Regions from separate parts of the Homo sapiens genome. Here region 2 is linked to region 1. Evidence: read pairs that join two places in POLR2A ChIA-PET (ENCODE). Cell type or tissue: CD4-positive, alpha-beta T cell. All regions are shown on one strand. Each heading gives the region's core, and the rest is flanking DNA. Links, peaks and the distances in the headings are about the cores only.

Region 1 (8,342 bases), core at 107-8,106:
GGAAGGGCACATTTACCCTTCCACAGGATGTGACATGGCTGATACTGGACCACACCACCTTGAGATTTTCGCCAAAGGGTGTTGTGGCATATTGGTGATAGACATGCTGTTACATGTGCGTATTTCCATTTTTAGAACAAACTATACCACATGATACACATGGATTGACACCTTGCTCTTTTCAATTAATACATCCTGGAGATGTTTTATATCAATACATATGAATCTTTCTTTCTTTTAGATAATCTTGTAGTATTCCATTATATGAAAGCACCGTATTTTGTTGGATGGTTAAGATGTTTTTCTGTATTTTACTGTCACAGAGTACTATATTGAAAGCCTCTGTGGATATGTGACAGTATATTTGTAGCATATTCAACTAAAAATAGATGAATATTAGGTCAAAAAGAATCCTTTTGGTCATCTAGAAATGCTAACCTCAAAATAGAATTATTGAAACAAAGGGAAAATATCAGGTGCTTTCTATGTATTAGGCACTATGGCTGGTACTGAGGATAAACCAAGAAACAAGTTAGACTTGCTCCTTGCCATCATAGAATTTTACATTTTACTGGGGGAGACAGACTTATAAAAGCCAACAGGCAAAAATTACAAATTACAGTATGATGTGAAAAAAGTAACGGGCTAGAGACAGAATTGGGGGGAACTTTTTTGATATAGTGGTCAAGGAAAGACTAAGAATGCCAGATTTAAGCTGTGTGTGCTTTTAAATTTTAGTAGATATTGCAACACCACCTTCTATGTTTACACACTCACCAACATCATCACCAATATTGTATTTTCAAACCTTTTGATCTTTCCCAATCTAAGGTGAAAATGGCATTTTATTTGTATTTATTATTAAAAGTAAGATAGAGCATCCTTTCATAGATGTATTTACGAGTCTTTTGAAATTCTTTTGTGTGTATGTGAACTGCTCCTCTGATAACCTTTGTCCACTCTTCTATAGCGTTGTTGGTCTTTTTTCTTAACTGGTCATAAAAACTCTTTAATAAATTAGATCTTTATCAAATATCTTGCAAATATATCTCCGTGTTATTTACCTTTGACTTGTTTTTCTGAGAGACACTTGACTGTAATGCCCGTTAAAGCCTAAAAAGGTTTTCTAACAGTGGCCAAACAAATATCTTTATCTTTCTCGCTTGGAAGAAGATGCAGCTGAGAAACTGACTTCTAAGTAAGCCAAGGTAAGATCGGTGAGCTTCTTTCCCAGAAAGATAAAATACACACCATGCAACAAATAGTATGTCTAATGCCTACAGTGGAATACTCATGATAGCTTTTTTGCTGTAGTTATGCTTAACTTGCCATTTAATGTTGCTATTAGAGAGGGACTTGGCCAATAAATCTGCCTTAAAAGAGATTTCAAGAGTTGGAATATGACTGCAGATCACTGTTGTCTCAGGGGAGCTAATAAAAAGGGTTACAACTTTTCCTTTGAAGTAGTTTTGCCCAGAGTATGTAGCTATGGATTGTGAAATAGAAGAAAAACAGTATAACGAAAATTTTGTATTACGTTTACATTTCAAGAAACCATCAGAATCACTTTATTATTTCACTCTGCTCAAGCAGGAAGTTGAACAGATCAAATAACTTGTCTTAGCCACTAGAGTTACACTGAGTTTTATTCAGTGCTGAGAAACAGCCTAAGAAAGCAAACTAGTGAGGCTGTGCTGATTTACAATTGATACATTTTATGAAATAGCATTAATGTTCTCACAGACCATCATTATATGACTTTGTGGAATTATCAAAAGTAGTGTTTCACAAAATATAAAAATCTCCCACTGGCATAAGGGGTCTAATGTGTATTTCATGTTTGTTTGTTTTAAAGTTCTGTAGCACAAGGGAAGGTGTTTCTTAACCTTAGCCACCAGCAATTTAGGGAGTAAGAAATCATACATTTAGCAAAATTGCTCTTTTTATTCTTAGCCTAACGAATTCAGCTAGACTTTAATCTGAATTTATGGGGGATATGTCTAAGATTTCACCATCAAATATAAGGGAGGTTTTTGGTATATTTGAGATGTATTTATTTTTGCCTTATAAAGGAATCATCCATCTATTTATTTTTTATTAGGAGTTTCTGCTTTTAGTCAGAAATATATGTTGAGTTTTATGAAATGACATTGTAGCATTTGTGGAGATTATATGATTTTTCTTTATCAGCCTAATATGGGTGACTTAAAGTTATAGGTTCCTAATATTAAGCTATAAATTTGTTAGATTCATTTGTAGGCTTTGATTGTTTAGAACGATCACTGGACAAATAACTTATTTTAAAACTCAGAGTAATGAATGAGACCTTGCTGTATACGTATAAGAAGCAGAGAGAAGAGCAGGAAGCATCATTACCAGAAGATAAGAACTGTAAATCTTATGCTGGAGCATGGTGACATGACTCATAATGCGATAGCATCTCTACTGATAATATGGAAAAGAAAGTTCTTATCTTGAATATCGTATGAATGGACCTGGCAGAAACATGATCACTATAGTTTACAAAAATAAGGATAATCCTGGAAAATGAAAACCTCAAGTTTGAAAATTGATTTGTATTTTAGTATTTTGTCTCTCCTGGTGATAACAGTGTTTTGAGTTATTCTCACCTTATCTACCCCTACCCCTCCCAAAAGGTACAAACAGACTGTTTAAATGAAAAATGCACACCTTGAAAATTTAAAAAAACTCTTCTTTGTCTAGCTACTTTAAAGGTTTTGATTTTCATGGGATATCCAGTGCAATGGCAATAATCTCAGCCTTGACAATAAAAGTGACAGATTTAAGAAACTAGTCATAGTAGGGAATTTTAGAGGGGGAGTAAATAGGATATAGTATTTACTTTCTATTTAAATTAAATTTTCTTTATGTTTATCCCTTATATAATTTTTGAAAAGGTCCTTTTCTAGATATTAAAAAATAAGATATATGAGTTTTCCTCTCAAGAAAGAATATTGACTTCTAATTAGTAACACATATTGACTAGATTTGTTGGCCTTATGAAAAGTTTTAAAGTAAACATATTTAATTTTTACTTTAAAAATATGCTTTCAAAGATACATTCAGACACTTAAGAAGAAAAGATAACTGCTTGTGATAATGAAACTGGTTGTTTTTTTTCTGTTATGATAATTTCAATGCTTGAAACACTGAATAAATTACACGTCAGTACAATGTTTTGTATATTTAATGATATTTCAAAGCTTCTGTCAACTGATCAGTTAAACACAAAAGTTTGTTCAGATTTTTTAAAGGTTTTTTTTTCTTTCTTCCAACTTTTGTTTTAGGTTCAGTGGGTACATGTGCAGGTATGTTACATGAATAAAGTGCATACTGCTGGGGTTTGGTGTACAAATGATTTTGTCACCAAAGTGGTAGCATAGTACCTTATAGGTAACTTTTCAATCTTCACCTTCCTCTCACCCTCCACCCTCAAGAAGTCCTTGTGTCTGTTGTTCCCATTTGTGTTCATGTTTACTGAATGTTTAGCACCCACTTATAAGTAAGAACATGCAGTATTTGGTTTTCTGTTCCTGTGTTAATTGGCTTAGGATAAATGGCCTCCAGCTGCATCCATGTTGCTGCAAAGGACATGATCTCATTCTTTTAGCTGCATGATATTCCATGGTGTTATGTACCACATTTTCTTTTTCCAGTCCACCACTGATGGGCATCTAGGTTGATTCCATGTTTCTGCTATTGTGAAAAGTGCTGTGATGAACATACACATGCATGGTCTTTATGGTAGAACAGTATATTCCTCTGGGTATATACCCAATAATGGAATTGCTGGGTCAAATGAGAGCTCTGTTTTAAGTTCCTTAAGAAATTTCCAAATTGCTTTCCACAGTGGCAGAACTAATTTACATTCCCACTAGCAATGTATAAGCATTCAAAGAGTTTATCTTATTCAAAAACTATAAAAACCCAGTTTGTGATACTGTGGGCAAGAGAGACTATTTCTGTTCTCTGTTGTAGAATTTATTTTGATAAAGTGATATCTGTTGCTTTTATTCCCCCTGAAACTTACATTGATTGCAAAGTGTTGTTGATTTATTTTCTCTCACAGTAATAGCCCTAATTTCTTCTTACCTTAAACCTTTCAATCCAAACGTATGTCCATTGTTTAGTTTAATTTTCGAAATACTTTGACAATTATTTTTGCCATTGTGTTTGATGAATTTCTAAATTGCGAAAAATGGCGAAGTATGTGTGTTTTATTTATGTGAGCAAAGTGAAAATGTTGGCTGTTTGTGATAACACTCAACGGAGCTGGCCTGTTTTTACATGAATAAAATAAACATCCACTTTAAAATGAGAAAACAAAAACAAAAACAGAAACAAAAAAAAAACCCCAACAATCTTAGCTCACAACGAAATGACCCTCCCAGCCGTCCTCAGCAGGCAGCACCCATGTTAGTCTCCTTCTGCGATGCCTAAGCGGCAGCACCATCGAGCCAAGGTCCTCCAGCGTTCCTAGAGCGGAGAAGAAAGCGCTCCGAAGAGCTAGAGCTGACACTCGGCGATGAGCTAAGACGCTGTTTCAGAGCGTTTGGGTCCTCTGAGGCCCCTTGACCAGGTGAGCGGACCCTGGAGCTGGGCCCCGGGCTGGGGCGGAACTGCGGCCTAGGGGCCTAGGGAGCAGCTGCTTCCCGGCGGGTGCAGAGAATCTTCCCTCGACCGAGGGGGCGGGGTCCGTAGCGGAGGTGTCGGCCCTGGGGCCTATGAGAGTGATGAAGCTGTGGATCTGGTAAACAGAGTACAACCTTCTGCTGCATATTTTTCATCCATTCAGCGCAATTTTAAGTAGATATTAAAGGTAGGCGCCACCGAGAAGGTAATATTTGAGCAGAAATCTGAAGGAGGTGGGTGGAAAGACCTAAGTGGCTTTTGCGGTCAGGAACTTTCTAGGTAGAGGGAATAGCAAGTGCAAAGGTCTTAAAGCAGGAGCTTGCTTGGCATATTTGAGGAATAACGGGGAGACCAGAGCGGTTGGAGCAGTGAACAAAGGCGACCTTTGTAGGGAATGATGTCAGAGAGATTGGGGTATGGAGAGGAAGAGTGTAGAGGAAATGAGAACTGTATCGTGTAAGGAATTTTGTCTTTTTTTGGTGTGTGTTTTTGGAGGATTTTGAGCAGAAGAAAACATGATCTGACTTATGTTTTAAAGCTTCTTTACTTGGAGACTCATGATGATAATAGATTGTAAGTGGGCAAGAATGGAATCAAGAAAACTTAAAAGTTAAGAGTAATTTTTTAAAATTCCAAGTAATTCAGGTGGGAGATAAGGATATCTTGAGCCAGTGATCAGATTATGATCTGCTTTGAAAATAGAGACAATAATATTTGCTACTGGGTCAGATGTAGGGTGTGACAGTAAGAAGGCAAATATAAATCCAAGGTTTTGGGCCTGTGGGTGCAAGAGATACTGGAGAAAAGATCTGAGGTTTAGCTTTGGTACCTCGTGTAAGTTCTTCAACTCTCCCCGTCTCAATTTCCTTCTCTGCACGAAGAAATTAGGAATAGTGTCTTCTTTATAGGGTTGTGTGAGGGTTAAATAATTAATATATGTGAAACATGTAGTATAGTTGTCCTGGCTCATTGTTTTATTATGCTGAGACATGAAGTGTGAGTGGGCATTAACAAGAAGAAAATTGGAGGGTTGGAGGGTGGTCCAAGCAGAAGGAATAAGCTGTGGAAGGGCCAAGGAGCAAGAAGGAGTATTGCAAATTTGATGAAATAAAGTACTTTATTAGATCAAAAAACAATGTAAACCATATTAAATGTTTTGAACTTGATCCTAAGGGTAATAATCAGCCATTATATGTAACAGGCATAGCAGGGACATAATAATATTTCATATCCTCCTTAGAATGATCACTGTTTGCGTGTGGAAAATAGATTGGTGTCTCAGACCAGTCTGTTTGTCACAGTGGTCTAGGTAGGAGAAGACAATGGCAAAGGGGATGAGAAGTGGATTGATTTGAGAGATATTTAAGCAATAGAATCAATAGAACTTGATTGATCAGATACATGAGATATGAAAGGAGGAAGGAATGGTCAGTTTTCTGGCTCAAATAGCTGGGTAGATGGAGCTCCTCCCAAAACAGTTTATCAAATTATTTATTATATATTGTGTTTGATATATTTAATCACATTATAGAAATGAACTCACCACTAATTCAGCCTCATACCCAGCCAGGCACGGTGGCTCATGCCTGTAATCCCAGCACTTCGGGAGGCTGAGGACGGTGGATCACTTGAGGTCAGGAATTCGAGACCAGCTTGGCCAACATGGTGAAACACTGTCTCTGCTAAAATTACAAAAATTAGCTGGGTGTCATGGCAGGCATTTGTAATCCCAGCTATTCGGGAGGCTGAGGGAGGAGAATCACTTGAACCCGGGAGGCGGAGGTTGCAGTAAGCCAAGATTGCGCTGCTGTACTCCAGCCTGGGCAACAGAGGCAGACTCCATTTCAAAGAAAAAAAAAAAACACATCATACCCTATATATACATATCAACATCATACCACATGTTTATTTATATACCAATACTGATATAGATACCAGTATATATATATGTATGTGGCATAGATATATACTGATATGGGTATAGATATCTCTATAGATATAATAATATGAATACAGGTATATATAAAAAATACGAATACAGGTATATATACCTAAACAATAATACGAATTATGTATATATATACATATGCCTGTATTTGTGTCATTATTTGTATAACTAGGGTATCTATATCGGTAAAGATAGGTAGAGATCTAGAAAGAGATTTACTATAGGGAATTAGCATAGGTCATTATGGAGGCTGGCAAGTCTCAGTATCTTCAGAGTGAGTTTTCAGGCTGGAGACCCAGGAGAGCAAATGGTTTAGTTCCAGCTCAAGCCCAAAGGCCTGAGAACCAGGAGAGCTGATGGTGTAGTTCCTGTCTGAAGGCCATAGGCTTGAGATTCAGTAAGAGCTGTTTTAGTTCCAAGTCTGATGGCAAGAAAAAAGCTGATGATTCAGTTTGAAGCATTTTAGACAGGAAGAATTCTCTTACTCAGGGATGAGTCAGCCTTTTTGTTCTAGTCAGACTTTTAACTGCTTGGATGAGGCCCACCAACATTATGGAGGGCAGTCTGTTTTAGTCAACAGTCTACCAATTTAAATGTTAATCTCATTCCAAAAACACCCTCACAGAAACATCCAGAATAATGTTTGACCAAATATCTGAGCACCCTGTGGCCAGTTAAGTTGACACATAAAATTAACCATTACAATACCAATCTTTTATTTTCTGGCTAATAATCATCACTTTTTTTGAGACAGAGTCTCACTCTGTCGCCCAGGCTGGAGTGCAGTGGTGTGATCTCAGCTCACTGCAACCTCCACCTCCTGGGTTCAAGTGATTCTCCTGCCTTAGCCTCCCGAGTAGCTAGGACTACAGGCGTGTGCCACCACACCCGGCTCATTTTTTGTATTTTTAGTAGACACGGGGTTTCACTGATAATCATCACTTTCTTGGACTTTTTTACTTATATTAAGAATACTAGGAATTGGCTTTTTAAAGTTTAAGTTCATTTTGACTAAGAAAAATAATTATCAGCTGGGAAATGTTAACTATATACACATTCAGGAATATATAACAGCAAACTGTTTGGAGGCTAAGCCACTGATTAAGTGAGCCTTCTCCCGTTCTCCCACTTACCGCATGCACATTGATTCAAAGGCATGTGTCAGCAGCTGACAGATGGTGTTTCACTGATCTATAGGGATACTCAAGCATAGTCAAAATCAAGAATGCTAAATCCCCACATACCAAGGGCCTGCCCCAAAGGATGGTAGGGAATTGTCTGAGTTCATTTTTGACATGTTGGATTTGAGAGGCTTCTGTAGGGTATCCTGGTCCCAAATAGGCAGAAGGAAATTCAGGTCTGACACTTGAGATATCTGACCTGAAGAATAAGGAAATCATCAGCATAAGGACAGTAATTGAAGTCACAAAAATACTTATACTCTACATTAGCCCTTTCTAGTTTCTGCCCTATCTTTCTTGTTCCATTCAATGTATTACTTTTTTGAAATTTGTCATTTATGCTCACTCTCCATTTTCTCATTTCCTATGGCAGGCTAGCTATTCTCACTACCAAAATTACCTTCACAGAGGTCACTAATGACATCTTTGTTTTTGAATCAAGTGTCTATGCCAGGTCTTAGATTAATTCACCATCTTATAGCATTTCACACTCTTGAACACTGTGCTCATATCATTTCCCTTATAAATCAGTGAATTCCTTCTGTTCTTTAGAATTATCT
Region 2 (8,342 bases), core at 328-8,327, 70 kb after region 1:
TTGTCCCCCAAACCACCCCTGTTCCCAGGATGTATATGCATTACCCTGTGTTCCCAGCCAGTCCTCCCATCTCTTCCTATCTCCTCTCCCAAACTGCTACAGATTACAGACACTTCTTATTTTTAAAATGCCTAGAAGACTTAGAAGTCTGGACTTACCACAAAATTATGAACGCATCTTCAATGTTTTGTTTACCTGATTTATTCGATTAAATGCAAATTTGGTGTCATCTGATATCCTAGCAGGGAACAAATACTTGATAGACATCTGACAAATTAAATGGAATAAACTATTTAAAATGATCTTTACTGAAGCACTGCAGTACAGTGAATAACGTTCAAATCCTGTGGCCTCTCTAAGTGTTAATGACCATAGTACTCCTCTTATAGGTGTTATGATTATACAAGGTAACGCATATAAAAAGCTTAGCGCAGTACCTGGCCCATAGCAATCATTACATAAATATCAATGAGCAGGTATTATTAGTAAAGTAGTATTAGTAAATTGAATATCTTCATTTCATAGAGGAAATAGACCCAACAAAATAAAATATTGACTTCATATGTTAATAGTCAGTAGACAGTTGAAAATACTAGAAGAAATATTCAAGAAAATCCAGGACAGACTGTGACCAGTGGTGACCTCCCATTTGTGTACTGAAGCCCATCTCTAGATACCACCAGGGGTGTCCCCCTGAACATCCCAACAACAGCTCAAAAGCAACATTAAAGATTGGATTTAGATTTCCAGGGTGATATGAAACAGGCCAATTTATGATTAATTACCAAATTGACTCCAAACATTTGGCATTGGGAGATGATATATAAAAGGGGATAAAGAGAAAGACATGGCCAGCTACAAATACAAGACAAAAATCTCAGTGGACCAGAAACACAAACACAGAGTAGTTAGTGGAGTTGATGACTTGACTGCAGAAACAGTCAAAGACATCCTAGAATTCAACTCCTGGGGGATTAAATGTGGTGTGTCTCAGGTTGTAGGGAACCAGGCTCACTGTTTCATTCCAGGACCTGCAGTGGACTTCCACACTCATGAAAGGGAGACAGAAAAATAAAAGGTAGTTGACTGCTGACTCAGCTTATGACTTTATCAGCAACTAAGGCCCAGGAGGCAAGGGACAAGGAGAGACTCATTACTAGTAACTAACCTATTTATTTGCTCATTTAGTCAATAAATGTTCATTGAGCACTCATAACATACCAGGTACTTGGCTGGGCATTAGGGCTACAATGGTGAAAAAGACGGGACCAGGCCCTGTTTTGCTGGAGCAAACATTTTAACGGGGAAGACAAACCAAAAATAAAAGCAACAACAAAAATAAGTAAGGAGGCAAATAAAATAATTATGAGTTGTGATGATTACTGAGGATAATAAACTAGGCACTGAGTTACCAAATAAATGGACAGCCTATTTAGATGGGGTAGTGGGAAGTGAGGTAACATTTAAGCCAAGCCCTTAAGTGCAAAAGAAGTGAGCCATACAGAATAGGGATGAGGGAGGGGAAGAGCACTCTGGACTATCCAAAGGCCCTGAGGAAGTGCATGCTGCCATCAAAGACAGGAAAGGAGGCTGGAGTGTCTACAGTCATGTGGGAGAAGAGTGGCAAAATATTAGGCTGGCAAGCCAAGCAGGAGTCAGATCATGTAGGGCATAGGAGTTAGGATTTTATAAATGCAATGAGAAACCACTGAAGGCTTTAAGAAAGGGAGTGACAAGGCTGAATTCTGTACCGAGAAGCTCTGCTACTGGATGGAGAATGAGCTGAGGGAATGAGGGTAGAGGCAAAAGTGGAAGCAGAAAGCAAGAGTAGAAGCAGAAGAGGCAAGAGTTAAAAAAAAGGGTAAAGTGGAGGGGGTGAAGACTATTGCACTGAATCTAGAAAGACTTCCACTTAGTTTAGATGTTACTGTACAAGTGAAAGGAGAAAGAGCTTAACCTTTGTAAAAGCAGTTCAGTCACTGGACAATCAATTTATGGAGCTGAGCTAAGAGCTTGGAATATAGAGGTGTTTATAGCTCATGAGGATATAGTTACAATACAATAAAATAAAAGCCATAATTTAAAAAATGTATACAAGGTATACCCCTGGAGGAAGTGGAAGAGCTCATCCTAAATACAAGATTAAGTTTTTATGCATTGCCTGTAATCCACAAAGGAATTCATTTCACATATATTTACTAAGTGTTTACGAGGTGTCAGACAGCAAAGAGTGAAACAATGCAGAATTTGATGTGTCCCCACTGTCCTTCACCGAAATAAAAACATGGCAGAAAGAGCATAAAAGAGAATGTTTTCATTCATGAGAATGTTTTCATTCACGTCAGCATAATTAACAACAGCAACAAAGAGATCATGTAAATCACAAATCATGTGTGTTGTAAAATAAATCCCAAAGGATACCAATTACGATGACAAGAAAACAGAAGAAGACCTTAAATACCATGAGGAAACAGTCAAATCCAGAAATGGGGATGCACTACAGGAAGACTGGAAGAGCCTCCTTTTAAACAAGGCAATGGGATGGGAGGAAGGGAGGCAAAGAGTAAAATTGCCCTAGGTTAAGACTCAACTACATGCAGTGAGTGGTCTATGATTGGATCCTAGTTGGTACAAACAGGTATAAAAGACATCTGTGGGACAACAGGGGGTGGAAGGATTTAAACATGAACTAGGTGTTAGGTGAAGCGCCTACACTTAGTTGGGTGTGCTAATAATCTTGTGGTTATGTAGGGAAATGTCCCCAATTTTTAGAGATGCATTAGAAACTAGAGGTGACAAGTTATGAGGTTGGTGGTTTTTACAATATTTAAAGAAAACATATGCGACAAACATTGCATAATGTTGACTTATTAAATAAAAATTACGTGTATATAGGAAATAAGGCTTTTGACAGGGAGAGACCCTTCTCTACCTCTGGACCTCGGTTTCGCCGCAAAGCTCCGACCTCTCTAGGGGTCTCTCCCACCACCCTGTGAAAGGGCTACCTAGCTTGCCTTAGGTGGATAGCAAGGGAAGGGTCCCTGGAGAGCCTGCCCCCGCCCATGATTTAGTGTCTTATCCCCACATAACATAAAACTAAGCCTGGGGAAAAAATCAGGTTGCAGGCACCGATAAGGGAACTAGCACAGGGTGTTGTGCCTAGAGATATGCCCACGGCTGCATAGATAGAAAAACCTCGGGCCCATTTGGATAAAAACTTGCACAGAACCTCCAGCTCACTCAGATAAGGGAACAAGGCCTGACACATAATGCCTTTGTCCTTTGTATAGTCAGCAGGTTCCCAGGAAAAGTTTCTTCTCCTTTTGTGGGTATGGACACGGTGGGTTCTGGTAGGTTCCGGCAGGCGCTCTACTTTCCTTTATTAGGACTATAAGCCCAGCTTCTGTGAATCATCACCTCAGCCCCTGATTGGTCCGGGGCCAAACTTTCACTTCGGCTTCTGATAGGTCCTGGGCCAAGCTAAGCAGCAGCTATGAATCATCATTTCAGCTCCTGATTGGTCCCGGACCAAGCTGAGTCAAGCGTTCGCCAGGACAGCCCGCAGACTAAGCGCATTCCCTCTCCTTTCCAGTCCATAAAAACCCCAGAACGGGCCCCATAATGGGTACTCCCGGTCGGGACCCCTTCTCTGCTGGCAGAGAGCTTTTTCCTTTCGCTTATTAAACTTTCGCTCTAACCTCACCTTTGTGTCTGCGCTCCTTTATCGTCTTGGAGGCAGGACAAAGAACTCCGGGCGTTATCTCAGACAAAGAAAGGCTGTTTAATCTTCAGGATAAGGGGCGGGACCTCCACCTACTCCACGGGGGCTTCAGGCCAGTGAATGTGTAGGGGCGGGGGTCACGCCTGCGCAGACGTTCCCTCCCCGCCTACTCCAAGGCACAGACCTGAAATCTTCTGGGAACCTGGCGGGTCGCGACAAGGGGCCAAGACTCACCTTCGGGGCACCGGCAAGCTACGGAACAGGTGGCGGGGCTGCAGCACCCCAATGACCGATCAACCGCAAAGGCCGGAAATGCGTCAGCCGTTCTGAGCCCACTGGCTGAAGCCAGGCAACTCTTTCCTTTCTAGGAATTCCAGAGGTGGCTGCTGCTTGGTGACTCCCTTATTGCAAACCCCGGGGCCAAAAATCCCAGTCCCACTGGGTGCGAGGCGGAGAAATCCGGCGAGGCATTTCTATGGGGAGCGGCCCCCAGCATTTAGGAGTTAGATGGTCATCGAGACCCAAAACATTAGAGCCGGAAGGTGTTAGGAAGATATAAACGTAGAGAGCGAGTAACAGGAGGCAATTCCACGGCCAAACAGGTTTATTTACAGGAAAAGCCTGCGAAGAGTTCCAGTTAGGAATCTGGCTGAGATCCTGATCGCTTACAAGCTGAGGCTTTTATAATAAAGTTTCTGTTGGGGAGGGGTTGGGGAAGTGCTGGCTAGTTGGAACTGTTTGGACACTTTCCAACTGGGGACAGATGTGGTTAGGGCCGTTAGGCTCTGTTGCGGTTAGAGCTGTTATGCTCTGTTGAAGCTATGGACGGGGTTGACATTTGCTTTGTTTCTTGAGAACACAGTCATCAAGGTTGTAAAATGGCATCACTATTGTTAGTCCTCACAGAAGGGACTTCATACTTTTTCTGTCTCTAATACTTACCTATTCTTCCCCGAGTCTGTCCACTTCCTCTGGTCTCTTTGACATCACAAAGGAGAGATGGTAATGGTGGGGACGAGAATACAGAGTTGTTTTTGTTGTGGTTTTGTTATTTTGTGTTTTACACTCAAACCTCTGTCTTCTGGAATCCCAAAGTCTAGAAGAAGAGCGTGTAAACAAGTAACTGCGTAAAACAGACGTGCATGTGAAATGAAGTAAAATAAAATAAGTGCTTGTAAATCGATGAGAATAGCCTCTGGAACATGCTAAGTACGTATGTAGGAAATAAATGTATGTATTAGTTTGAATTCGTGGCGTGGAAGAGAGAGGAAAACTAATGGGGCAAAACAAGACTCAGCAGGAATCTGCCAGTGTACACTGGAAAAGGAGCAAAGGAAATAAATTTCTGGGAGAGGGAATCAAATGTACAAAAGCAGAACTGGGGTGAAATCCTTTGGTACATCCAAAGAACTGGGCTGATCAGCATGACTGGAGAGTGGTATATGTGGCAGGGGCACCAGCTCTTACTTTTTTTGGATCCCTAACCAAGGAATTTGAGCAGTCTGATCAAATTTACATCTAGAAATGTTATCTTGGCAGCCATGTGGGGATGGACTGTAAGGAAATGAGACTACAGGCAGGGAGACCAGCTAGGAGACTACTACAAGAATCCAGGGTAGAGAGAGTGAGGGCCTGAATCAAGGCAGTAGCAATAGAAATAGAGAAGACAGATAATACATGTTAAGAGGTTGAATTGATTTTTTACAACTCATTCATTAATTATATAGATTCCCATTGAATGCGATCTTTGTGCCAAGGGCTTGCTGGATATAATAATAATGAAGGACACAAGGTCCTCATCCTCATGGGGTTTATAATGTAACAAGGAATACAGACAGAAAGAGACCCAGCTTATACAATTCAAGAGACCTTATTTGAGAAAAGGAATACAAAATTACAAGTACAAACATAGATATGAAAATGGAGACTTAAGTCAGGTGTAATAGCTCACGCCTGTAATCCCAACACTTTGAGAGGCCGAGATGGGAGGATCTCTTGAGTCCAGGAGTTCAAGACAAGCCTGGGCGACATAGTGAGACTCTGTCTCTGCAAAAAATAAAAAATATTATCCAGGCACAGTTACTCATGCTATTAGTCTCAGCTACTGGGGAGGCTGAGCAGGGATAATCACCAGCTGCAGTAGCCATGATCGTGCCACTGCACTCTAGCTTGAGTGACAGACTGAGACCCTGTCTCCAAAATTAAATAAATAAATAAATAAAGAAGGAAAAAGAAAAAAAACAAAAATGGAGATTTAGAATGGAAAATAGGCCAGGCGTGGTGGTTCACGCCTATAATCCTAGCACATTGGGAGGCTGAGGCAGGCAGATTGCATGAGCTCAGGAGTTCAAGACCAGCCTGGGCAACGTGGTGAAACCCCATCTCTACCCAAAATACAAAAATTAGCCAGGCATTGTGGCACATGCCTGTGGGTCTGAGGTGGGAGGATTGCTTGAGCCTGGAAGGTGGGGTTTTCAGTGAGCTGAGATTGTGCCACTGCACTCCAGCGTGGCTGACAGAGTGAGATCCCATCTCGAAAAATAAATAAATAAATATAGAATGGAAAATACATTCTTTACATCACATTACAATTTTTTTTGTAATTGTAATGATAATTACAATTACAAAACGAGACAGAACAGGGTCTCGTTCTGTCAACTAAGCTGGGGTGGAGTGGTGTGATCACTGCAACCTTAAACTCCTGTGCTCAAGCAATCCTCTTGCTTCTGCCTCCCAAAATGCTGGGATTAAAGGTGTGAGCTGCTGCCACCACATCCAGCTATACTACAAATTTTAAAGTCTTCCAAATATCACAAACAAAAATCAGAAAAATAACAAAATATTTTTATTATTTAACTGCCTGACTCCTCTATAGTAACTCTCCCCTAATTTGTTGGCTTTATGTTCTTGGACTGCTTCTTTGTATGTTAATTTCATAATTTAAATTTTTCTAGAAAGAATAAAAAGTTAATGTAGCCATTCCTCTAGCATGGTTGATCAAAAGCTTTTTAAAATTGTTGACATTTGAGTAAACTTCTATCAAGTTTCTTTCAATTATGAGCTACAAGATTTCAGGACATTCAAATTTTTTTATGTGGGGACTAATCTGAGAATCTCTGTGTTGATGACACATTAACTAGTTGGTCTTAGATGTCCTCATTGTCAATGGCATATTATGATGTCTTTGTCAATATCAGTATTTTATGTAAAATGTGCAAGAAATTTAAATCTCTTTTCAATGTGTTCAGTGATTCACTTTTCTTCACTAGAGAATTAATCCAAGAGCATATTTTTTTACTGTATTCAAAGTTTAGCTTTTTTTCTTAATGAGTTGCTGATTTTATATAATTTGACATTGTTTCTTTTGTTATAATTTGCTTCCTGATGTCAGAATAATTTCCATTGATTTTATTATCTTTATTTCTTTTGTTTCTCACATTCCATTAATTTTTTTTGGCAGGGGAGTGGGGAAGGAGTCATGCTCTATTTCCCAGGATGGAGTGCAGTGGCTCGATCTCAGCTCACTGCAACTTCTGCCTCCCAGGTTCAAGCGATTCTCATACCTCGAGTATCTGGGATTACAGGCATGTGCCACCACGCCTGGCAAATTTTGTATTTTTAGTAGAGACGGGGTTTCGCCGTGTTGGCCAGGCTGGTCTCAAACTCCTGACCTCAGGTGATCTGCCCACCTTGGCCTTCCAATGTGCTGGGATTACAGGCATGAGCCACCACGCCTAGCCTCCATTAATTTTTAAATTTAAATTTGCTCTCAGTTCTTTAATAAATTATTTAATTTTGTAATTTAGCATTTATTGCTTAAATCATGCCAAAATATCTTTTCAAATTGTAGTTAAAATGACTTATTTCTAAGATAGTGTCCCCTTACCAGATGCTAAAATTCTCTATTGTTATTTCAGTGCCACTCAACAAGAGAAAAATAAGAGATGGGGAGTCAGAAATGGAAACAAACAGTGGTTTAAACACCTGTTGCTAAAATATCCATTTTTTCCCCTCAAATTTTGCAGGCATATGAACCATGTAAACACATTGCTAGGTATCATTCCAGGCCAGGGCATTTGAAGAAACTGCAAGTGTAGAATCCATTTTTTCCCCTCAAATTTTACAAGCATATGAACCATGTAAACACATTGCTAGGTATCATTCCAGGCCAGGGCATTTGAAGAAACATGCAAATGTAGAATCACTTACACTTTATAGACTTAATCATAAACCCACTTCTGAATAAGTTAAGTGCTGCAGTGGAAATAGATAGGAATCTGATGACTGTTACAGTAATTACAATACCCATCTTTAATTTATCACAGCCTAATTGGAAATAATATTGTATCACTTCACATTTTAGTCTTAGTTGCATATTTAACAATTTACATTTCACATATAGACAGAAACTTATGACACTATTATTCCTTTGCTCTTGCCCATTGATATGGTTTTGCTGTGTCCCCACCCAAATGTCATCTTGAATTGTTCCCATAATCCCCACATGTGGTGGGAAGGGCCCAGTGGGAAATAATTGAATCATGGGGGCGGTTTTCTCCTTGCTATTCTCATGATACTAAGGTCTTATGAGATCTGAGGTTTTATAAGGGGTTTCCCCCTT

The links. Peaks named below come from ENCODE experiments on the same cell type or tissue, not always from the same donor. Only the 100,000 strongest peaks of a DNase experiment are listed, where the experiment ranks them.
Region 2: POLR2A ChIA-PET joins it to region 1 with 24 read pairs; 28 of 35 experiments call an interaction of 5 or more read pairs at or near these places.

What each region holds. Positions count from the first base shown.
Region 1 is chr6:28,262,614-28,270,955 of GRCh38, forward strand. ZSCAN26 (zinc finger and SCAN domain containing 26) reads left to right here and starts at 4,530. Exons shown (of 4, transcript NM_001023560.4): 1 at 4,530-4,600. RefSeq lists enhancers at 4,368-4,427, 4,572-5,136. In CD4-positive, alpha-beta T cell, for the core only: no CTCF peak of the experiment used is centred there; a DNase peak (open chromatin) is centred at 4,488; H3K4me3 peaks cover 1,503 bases; H3K27ac peaks cover 1,052 bases.
Region 2 is chr6:28,332,127-28,340,468 of GRCh38, forward strand. It overlaps ZSCAN31 (zinc finger and SCAN domain containing 31), which reads right to left and starts at 4,022. Exons shown (of 4, transcript NM_030899.5): 1 at 3,956-4,022. RefSeq lists an enhancer at 3,568-3,687. In CD4-positive, alpha-beta T cell, for the core only: no CTCF peak of the experiment used is centred there; DNase peaks (open chromatin) are centred at 3,495, 3,925 and 4,515; H3K4me3 peaks cover 1,923 bases; H3K27ac peaks cover 1,561 bases.